Regions from separate parts of the Homo sapiens genome. Here region 2 is linked to region 1. Evidence: chromatin contacts called from ENCODE Hi-C or POLR2A ChIA-PET data. All regions are on one chromosome and are shown on one strand. Each heading gives the region's core, a stretch centred on a gene start or an enhancer-like site at or near the end of the contact. The rest is flanking DNA. Distances are from core to core; before and after follow the strand shown.

Evidence for each region. A loop is a pair of places that touch in the nucleus more often than their neighbours do. ChIA-PET counts read pairs that join two places held with the same protein, here RNA polymerase II (POLR2A). Pooled maps may share reads with other maps.
Region 2: a map of breast epithelium shows a loop between it and region 1 (21-fold over the local background). The contact joins two enhancer-like sites. A Hi-C loop is called at or near these places in 3 of 168 maps with a recorded cell type or tissue (breast epithelium, endothelial cell of umbilical vein and heart left ventricle) and 2 of 50 pooled maps. POLR2A ChIA-PET finds 5 or more read pairs at or near these places in 1 of 52 experiments (AG04450).

Annotation. Positions count from the first base shown.
Region 1 is chr13:79,660,804-79,665,057 of GRCh38, reverse strand. No RefSeq gene overlaps it. Among named protein-coding and RNA genes, the nearest start is that of LINC01068, 96 kb to the right of the region's middle. Within about 2 kb of position 1,982, at least 4 of the 41 ENCODE cell types and tissues checked have a DNase peak (open chromatin) inside an H3K27ac peak, as active enhancers do.
Region 2 is chr13:79,721,518-79,725,771 of GRCh38, reverse strand. No RefSeq gene overlaps it. Among named protein-coding and RNA genes, the nearest start is that of LINC01038, 81 kb to the left of the region's middle. Within about 2 kb of position 2,159, at least 8 of the 41 ENCODE cell types and tissues checked have a DNase peak (open chromatin) inside an H3K27ac peak, as active enhancers do.

The DNA of each region.
Region 1 (4,254 bases), core at 733-3,232:
AAAGCCTGGGCAAAGACAGTTGAGGAGGTCTTTAGCAAAGTCTCCCAGATTTTTGCCTGAGTTACCCAAATACATTGACAAATATCTCTATTTTAAAGTCATTAAAAAGGAAAAATATCTGGAACAATTTCTGCAGAAATCCCTCGGACTTTCCTCATACTCCCCCTAAGCCCATGCCACAACATGTACCACTAGACACACATGACAAATTACCAAGACCACACCATTTAAAAGTAAAACAAGATTAAGTTTGGTTGTCCATAAAGAGGAAAGATCTGGAAGCACTTTTTAAACTAATCTTCCACTACCACCGAGATTCTGATGAGTGCAGGAGGGAGAGATGTTAGAATATATTGGGCATGGGAAGGCTGTCTTTGGAAGAGTCTGACCCAACCTCAAGTGGGAGGGGGCATATATGGGAATTAGAGATGAAGATGAGCATGTGTCCTTTGAAAAATCTACCCAGATAGTTTGCCTGTAGGAGTTAGATATTTCCTCTTTAGTACTTTCATACCTCTTTGAATCAGATTCTATTTTAATCACAATATATTGTTGTCCTTCTTCCTCATTACATTAAAATCCTCAGAGATACAACTAACGGCATCTTACACATTGTTCTATCCAAAGTTCTGGGCGTACTGCCTCCTCCCCCGCCACCCCACTCAACTTTTAAGTTCGGGGGTACATGGGCAGGATGTGCAGGTTTGTTATGTAGGTAAACATGTGTGATGGTGGTCTGCTGCACATATCATCCCATCACCTAGGTATTGAGCCCAGGATCCATAAGCTATTTTGCTTGATGCCCTCCGTTCTCCCACAGGCCCCAGTGTGTGTTGTTGCCAACTATGTGTCCCTGTGTTCTCATCATTCAGCTCTCACTTATGAGTGAGAACATGCAGTGTTCGGTCTTCTGTTCCTGCATTAGTTTGTTGAGGATAATGGCTTCCAACTCCATCCATATCCCTGCAAAGGATATGATCTTGTTCCTTTTTATGGCATACTGCCTTTCACACACTGTGTTCAATACCCATCCCTAGGAGAAGTGTATTTACTGTAGAAAGACTATTACAGAAGTTTTTACAAATAAAAGTAATTATGTAGTGAAATGAATTTATTGGAACAACTACATTGGTTAACACATTTTACCTAGGGAAAGAATGTACTCATTTGAAGATTTTCCATCAGGTTTTTTACTTAATATCCATGTAGTTATTTTTGTAAGCCAGTTGCTTATATACAGCCAGTTGCTTATGTGCAGCATACTACATACATTTAGCACCAAAGAATCATGTCATGCTATCACTAGGAGGTTCTCTAACTAATATCATGTCAGAGAAACTTTCAAGCATGCTTTAAAAATGCTTATGTAAAATGTTTCCCTGGCCGTGATATCATGTCAAGTCTAAATATAGAACTTGCTGTCTGTAGTGTTTTTAGTCTTTGGTACTGTTCCCTTTAGCTATAGCTGTGCAACTTGTTTTGTGAACCAGTCAACCTGTTACGATGATGTCAGTATTGAAGTTATATAATAGTTTTCCTTCAAAGATTAAAGATACATGACCAATATTATAAAATATATAGATCTGACAGAATGCTTTATAATTAGATGAAATGTGCTTTGGGAAAAATTCTAATAAAACGTACCAAATAAATAATGTGACAAACCAAGCCCATGAAATCATCTCTTACTCTGTGTAACTCTTTTCGCTCGGTATCATGATTTTTTCAGATACGCAGAACTCTAATGATCAAAGGTTTATTAGTAAGACAGGAAAAGGAAGGGAGACAGAACCAAATCGGTTAATACTATATAAAGCTACTTTCTATCACATTTAAAGTATATTAGGAAAAGAAAATGTATTGATTAAATAAGTTATCACTAGTTATTCTATTACTGTTAAACAGGAAAGCTAGACTTAAAGTAAGCTGACATAGATCTGCCGATGAGTACATAGCAGGGGAAGTGGCTGCATGCCACAGTCTGCCATCTGGTGACACCTCATTGAAAGAGAGATAAGGAGCAAGAAAAATTATTGTGAACTTTCTTTATCCCGGATAGTTAGGATGTTTACTTCCACTCACCTTAATGGCTACATATCACTAGTTCCCAATATCTGACCTAGAGTAAACAGACTTTTTATGATTTATTTTACTACATTTCAGTTTCTCATGAAGACTCTATTGAGTATGAATTCTAAAAAGATTGGTCCTTAGGCAACAGGAGCGCTCAATGCCCAGTTAGAAAGATAACACAGCTGTTTGTTCAAACACTTTTCTAAGTGATCCGCAGTGGCAGCAGGAAAGAAAATGATGTCTCCTAGAAAGTAACAACTTGGCTAAAGTTAAACTAGCTTCAATAAAGAACATAAGAGAGAAAGATTCAAAAGAATGCTTGAAAAACTATCCTAAGAAGCTCAACAACCAACTTTACTTATTTAAATGTCTAAGAAGCAGACATTTGGGTGTCTCTTTAAATCTTCTAAAATAAAATGATGATCGTAGGTTAAATACAATCTGAAGTGTTAATTAAATGATTTTGTTTTTAAACCCATATTTTAAGATATATGTAATTTATTGCTTGTTTGCATTAAGTATAATTTTTTTTTAAGGCAGGATCTTGCTTCATCACCAAGCTATAGATCAGTGGCACAATCATAGCTAATTGCAGTCTTGAACTTCTGGTCTCAAGCAATCCTCCTGCCACACTGCCTCAGCCTACCAAGTAGCAGGCACATGCCACGATGCCTGACTAAATTTTTTTTTATTTTTTATTTTAGAGACAGTGTCTTTTTCTGCTTCCCAGACTGGTCTCAAACTACTAGGCTCAAACAATCCTCCTGTCTCAGCCTCCCAAAGTATTGAGATTATAGCGTCAGCTACTGCACCCAGCCCCTGAATGCAATTTCAAAGAAATATCTGATGTCAAAAATGTGTGACAAATTTTTTAACAAGCCTTTTATTTCCCCTAAGGCTTAGTAATGGTTGTTTTTCCCCAGTAAAGGTAGATCTAAATGTATTCTAACCTCAGAATAAATTCAATTAACTTAATCCATGGCCAAATGATTTTCCCATTCTTTCAGCAGATATATTCTCTAAAAAAGCAAGCATACTATAAATCGCTAGGCTTCTCTCTGGCCAAGGTGCTGCTACTTTAAAATAACCTTCTCTAGGTTTGTCCTAAAAGTCAGCCTTGCTGCATGAGAAAAGAGAATGGAGTCTAAGTAAGTAGATCTGGAGTGAAACCCAGATTTTCATCACCTACTCATGGTATGACCTGGTAAAACAGCTTATCTTTTCTTAGATCTGATTACCTCCTCTGTAAGGCTTTGTAGGCCATTGTAAAGATTAAATGAAATAGCGTATTGAGAGTATCTGGCACATATTAGACCTTTAATGAATACTAGTTTGCTTCCTTCTTCCTGTAACAAACATTGAAAATAATACATTCTGATATATCTAATGGGTTTTTATTGGCACAAGATTTTACTAACACTAGAGAAGACAGTGGACTCAGACAAAGTGCCTATCTTTGAAAAGCTTATACCTTTTTCTATGTATCGAAAGAGTTCCATGAGGTAAGACAGGATTTTCCTCTCATTTCTTTGTTCCATCCCCTCCACAGCCTGGGTGTGAAAGAAAATTCACAATAACTCATAGAAATTGCATTTTAAAGGGCTGGGCGCGGTGGCTCACACCTATAATCCCAGCACTTTGGGAGGCTGAGGAGGGTGGATCACCTGAGGTCAGGAGTTCAAGACCAGCCTGGCCAACATGGCAAAACACCATCTCTACTAAAAATACAAAAATTTAGCCAGGTACAGTGGCTCACGCCTGTAATCCCAGCACTCTGGGAGGCCAAGGCAGGTGGATCACAAGGTCAGGAGATCAAGACCATCCTGGCCAACACGGTGAAACCCCGTCTCTACTAAAAATACAAAAAAAAAAAAAAAAAAAGAAGAAGAAGAAATTGCATTTTAAAAGAATGTCAGTATAAGCTTTTAATTTATAATCATCCACGATGAAGAATCAGAAACAGTAGGACTTACAGTCTGGCGAGGGTCAGCCACATGTAGAACTGGAAGGACTCTTTCTCTCTACATTGACATGAAAGCTAGCAACAGTCTGGCACCCTCTAAGAGTACTGGCTTTGAAAGAATTGGAATGTGACACTTTAGTATGGATGCTGGGCTTTCCATGATGGATCTCAGGCACTTCTAACAGTAAAGATACCTCCAGTCATTTCAAGAGCAGAGG
Region 2 (4,254 bases), core at 910-3,409, 61 kb before region 1:
AACAAGCCAGCATCTCTAGATGGAAGAATCAGGATGGGGGGCAGGAGGATGGCATCTAAACTTGTTAGAAGAACAAGTTTAGAAACTTGATAGAAGAACCTGGATGTAAGGCAAAAAATCAAAGCATCTCCTCCTCTTTTATTAGTTCCTTTTAGAATATTCTCCTACTGCTAATTCCAATCTCTCTCTTCCTAATTCTACTGAACTTACTCCTCCCTAAAAAATAAAAATAAATAAAATAAATTACCAGACTGTGAACAGTCATTCCAGGCTTATGGATTGAACCTTGTCATTACAAAGATGTGCTGGCTCAAGTAAGCAAATGCATTCTGGAGGGTCTGCAGGGCTGGCAAGGAATTGGGATCCCAGCAGTTCTTCAGCCAAATGAACATTACACGATTTATATTTGTCTTAGCAATTCCTGGATTTCTACTATCTTTAATCTGCTGAACCATAATTGGGATTTTTAAAAGGGAATTTAGGTCATGTGAAGAAATTATCATTCTTATAAAATTCATTTTAACTAGATATTTTAGAAGATTGTGTTCCTTGCAACACATCTTTAATCAATTACAAGCCTACTAGTACTTAACTCATACTCATCTCCAGTTTTACCTGTGAATTTTGATTAGACTTTCTGGGCATTTCAAAGCCCATATAATCAAAGGGGATAACAAATTATGAACATCTAGTCTTATTTACTACTTTCCTGTCACTCCTATAATAATTTTTGGTTTCAGTCTTCAACGTCTAGGATAATTGTTCAATAATTTCCCCCTTCTTTCTAGTACATTTAGAGTTCATTCTGAGTGCACGCTATTCCCTCCCCCCTTTAAGGAATAACAAGAATGTTCATATCTTGTTTTAACAAGTGGATGATCTGCCTCAGCTTCAGAGTCAGAACTTCACACTATTAAAAGGAGAGCTTTATGTTTAACTTTTTGCCCTGTGAGAAAAGCAGGATATGTCAAGCCTCTACTTAAGTTTTTTTCTTTTGTCCTTATGAGTCCTCTCATGAGCTAATTTCTTTCATAGACTATATAAGCCCTTAAAGAGCAGCACTGTTCCCTGACAAACACACTGGCATGCAGTTAATCATTAATTTTGCAAGGTCCACATCTGCTGTCTTCTGGACTCTATATTGTTTGAGAGATTTCCTCCCATTCCTGTAAATGTAATTGTGTGAGGGCTAATGTTGGATCTTTATCTAACCTATTATCAGCAGTCCAGACAGAGTCTTAGAACCTTCCTTTAACAAGTCCAAGTTAGAGTTCACAAAGCTTAAACCTACATGAATAGAGTAGTATTTTTTTAATGGCAAAACAACAGCTGCAGGGGCTGATTCAATGACACGCCCTGGCTGAGTATGTGCAGATACTAAAAACAGGTGCAACTCATGACTGTTGTGCTGTGTGCCTTTTTAAAATATTACATGCATTTCTTCATCAGATCAAGGTTTATATAAAGTATGTTTTAGAGGGGCATAAAGGAATTCAGAAACATGGTCAGCTGAAATACTAAGGCTTTTAAAAAACAATAAAGGTAGAACAAATTAGAGTTATGTTAATGCTGGTAAGCGTACTACCTCATGAAAATCCAAGAATCCAGCCATCTGCATAATAAAAATGCCTTTTAAATGGCAAGCAAATTAAATTATAATATCTTTTTTTTCTTTCTTGGACTTGATCTGGGGTTCCAGCTTCATACCACTTGGGGAAAAGTTGAAATTAGGCTTTGTGTGGGTGGAGGAGAGGCAGAATTGAATGTGATCCTGTGCAAATAATCTCTTCCAGCCTTGCTGTAGGGTGGGACATGAAGACTGGAAAGAGTGAGGCTCCAAACCCCTGGCGTAGAGGCAACACCTTCTGTGGCCATGCTGCCAGGAAGGCTCCAAAGGGAGTGCCCAATAAATGTCAGTGTTGTGTGGCTATTTCAACTTTAAAGTAACTTGCACAAGTTCACTTGAAATTAACACTGCAGTCATACAGAAGGGGGAAAGGAGTGTGTGTTGTTTCCAGACATAATTGAGATTGAACTCTAACCAATTCAGAAACAAGCGTTACTTTCCGCAGCTCTAGAGAAGCCAGCTTCCCTCTGCCAGAAGGGAAGTATTGCAATCGTCATGAACACAAAGCGTTCTGTATGCAGCTTGCAGAGAGAAGCAGCCCTGTCATTCAGGCTGGCCATTCATCTTTGTGTGTCCTTACGGCAGAGGTAGTGTGAAAAGGAGTTTACTCCCCTTAAAACACGAGTGGTGCTTCTGGGGTCTGCAGAGCCTCCCACATCAGCTGTGTTTGAGGCATTCCTGACATGGAAAAGAGCCCAAAGATCACTTTCAACCTGCTACATAATCATCATTAATGCTGGCCCCTTCCCAAGAGCTCTGAGCATTTACCTGCCTCATACAGAGCCCTACTTTTCCCCAGGTTTCATAGTGAGGTCAACAGGGGCCCATTGAGGAAATCAGAAACAACCTCAAGAGACATTATTCAGACCCACCAGAACTCCTGACATGTGAAAGCTCTCCTTGGAGGCCTGCCACTGCCTGAAGAAACAGCCTAGATTTGGAGACTGAGAATACTCAAGTTATGTAAAGGTTGAATAAAAATAACAATTCTGATGCTACTTTTTTATTATAGAAGCTTCACATTTCATCTCTTGCAAGTAAGCTCCTGAGATGGGAGGGAGACTGTATTGCTGACTCACTAGCTTCTGCACCTCTTGGGTTTCTATCTTTAGTGGAGAGCCTGGTCTTTGACATGGAGTTAAGTAAGATATAACAAATGAGTGGAGCAGTCACTGAAATAAGTTTGTTAGGCATAATGGTAACGTTTTGAAACTATGACAATTCTTAATGACATAGTTTTTTGTTAAGTAAAATTTTGGAGTTGCAAGCAATGGAGTGAAGGACTTTGGTTATTTCAATAATAAAAGAACCCTCCTTCCAACTATGTTAGCAAGAGGAAGAACTGAAGGTTTACTAGTAAATGCAATTGTCAAAAACATAATCAGTGCAAACTCAAATGTTCTAAATGTCTTTAGCTAAAATGTGTAAATAACTTATAAAACATAAATACAGATAGAGGCAGGTAACAGCGGAATCATGTTCATTTGTCAGAAGAGCAGCAGTGAGAAGTTGGGTTGGGACTGACACATGAAGCATGAAGGCCTCCTTGGTTTACCTGAGGGAAAGAAGTTGTCAGAAGCAAGTCAACTGTCACAAGGCTGAGAGTAAGAGAGTCCAAGCAGTATAGTAACAACAAAGAACATGGACTTTTTCATCAGACTGATTTGCAATTCAAACCTGGCTTTGCCACTGGGATCCCTGAGCATATATTGTCTAAACTCTAAATCTTATTTCTTTAATTTAGAACTATCTGTGGCCATGTTGTGCTGACTAAACGAAACAGTGGATACCTAAAAGATATGAGCTAAAGTCTCAAAACCAGGAAGACAAATCAAAGATGAGCATATATGCTTAGAAACAGGTCAACAACTAAGAACCAAGAAGTTAAGGCAGTATAGTGACAAACAACAAGGTGTAATTTTCCAGAAGCCAGAAAAGTATCCAAACAGCTAGAGACCAAGAAGTGGACCTAGTGATCAAGACATACAACAATTCAAAATCTTGGAGATGAAGTAAAGAAAAACAATTAGATCCAAGGCTAAAATGTCACAGTAAGCAAACCTTGCCTCATCTGCATCCCAACAGGGCCGAAAGTGATTTGAAGTGACAATTGAATTTAGTCTATGTAGCTTCTGTAACCAGTGGGACAAAAGGGAACACAGCAATATAGATAAAGGGCAAATAACAGGAATAGCACATTTTGGAACACACTGGCCATTAAAACAGCATGGGTGAAAAATAAAGCATCCACAGGAAATAGAAATCAAGGTTCCAAAGAAGACAATGTTGTAATTGTATCACATTCATGCATGGCATGGTCTCACAGATATGTGTTCTGTGAAAGAGAAGGTACCTAGACATTCACTTGCTGAGAAGAGTTCTAGAAGAGGAACTATAGACACTTTTAAAATAGTAAATATTTTCAATATTTGTACTTTTTAGGTATTTCTGCCATATTTTAAACATGTATATCAGTTGTCATTCACTCCATAAGCTGATGTCATCCAATCTTATGGCTTTATATTAATTTTTATTGCTGCTGTAACAAATTACTACAAACTTACTGGTTTATATCAACATAAATTTGTTATCTTACAGTTCTGAGGGTCAGAAGACTTACTGGGCTA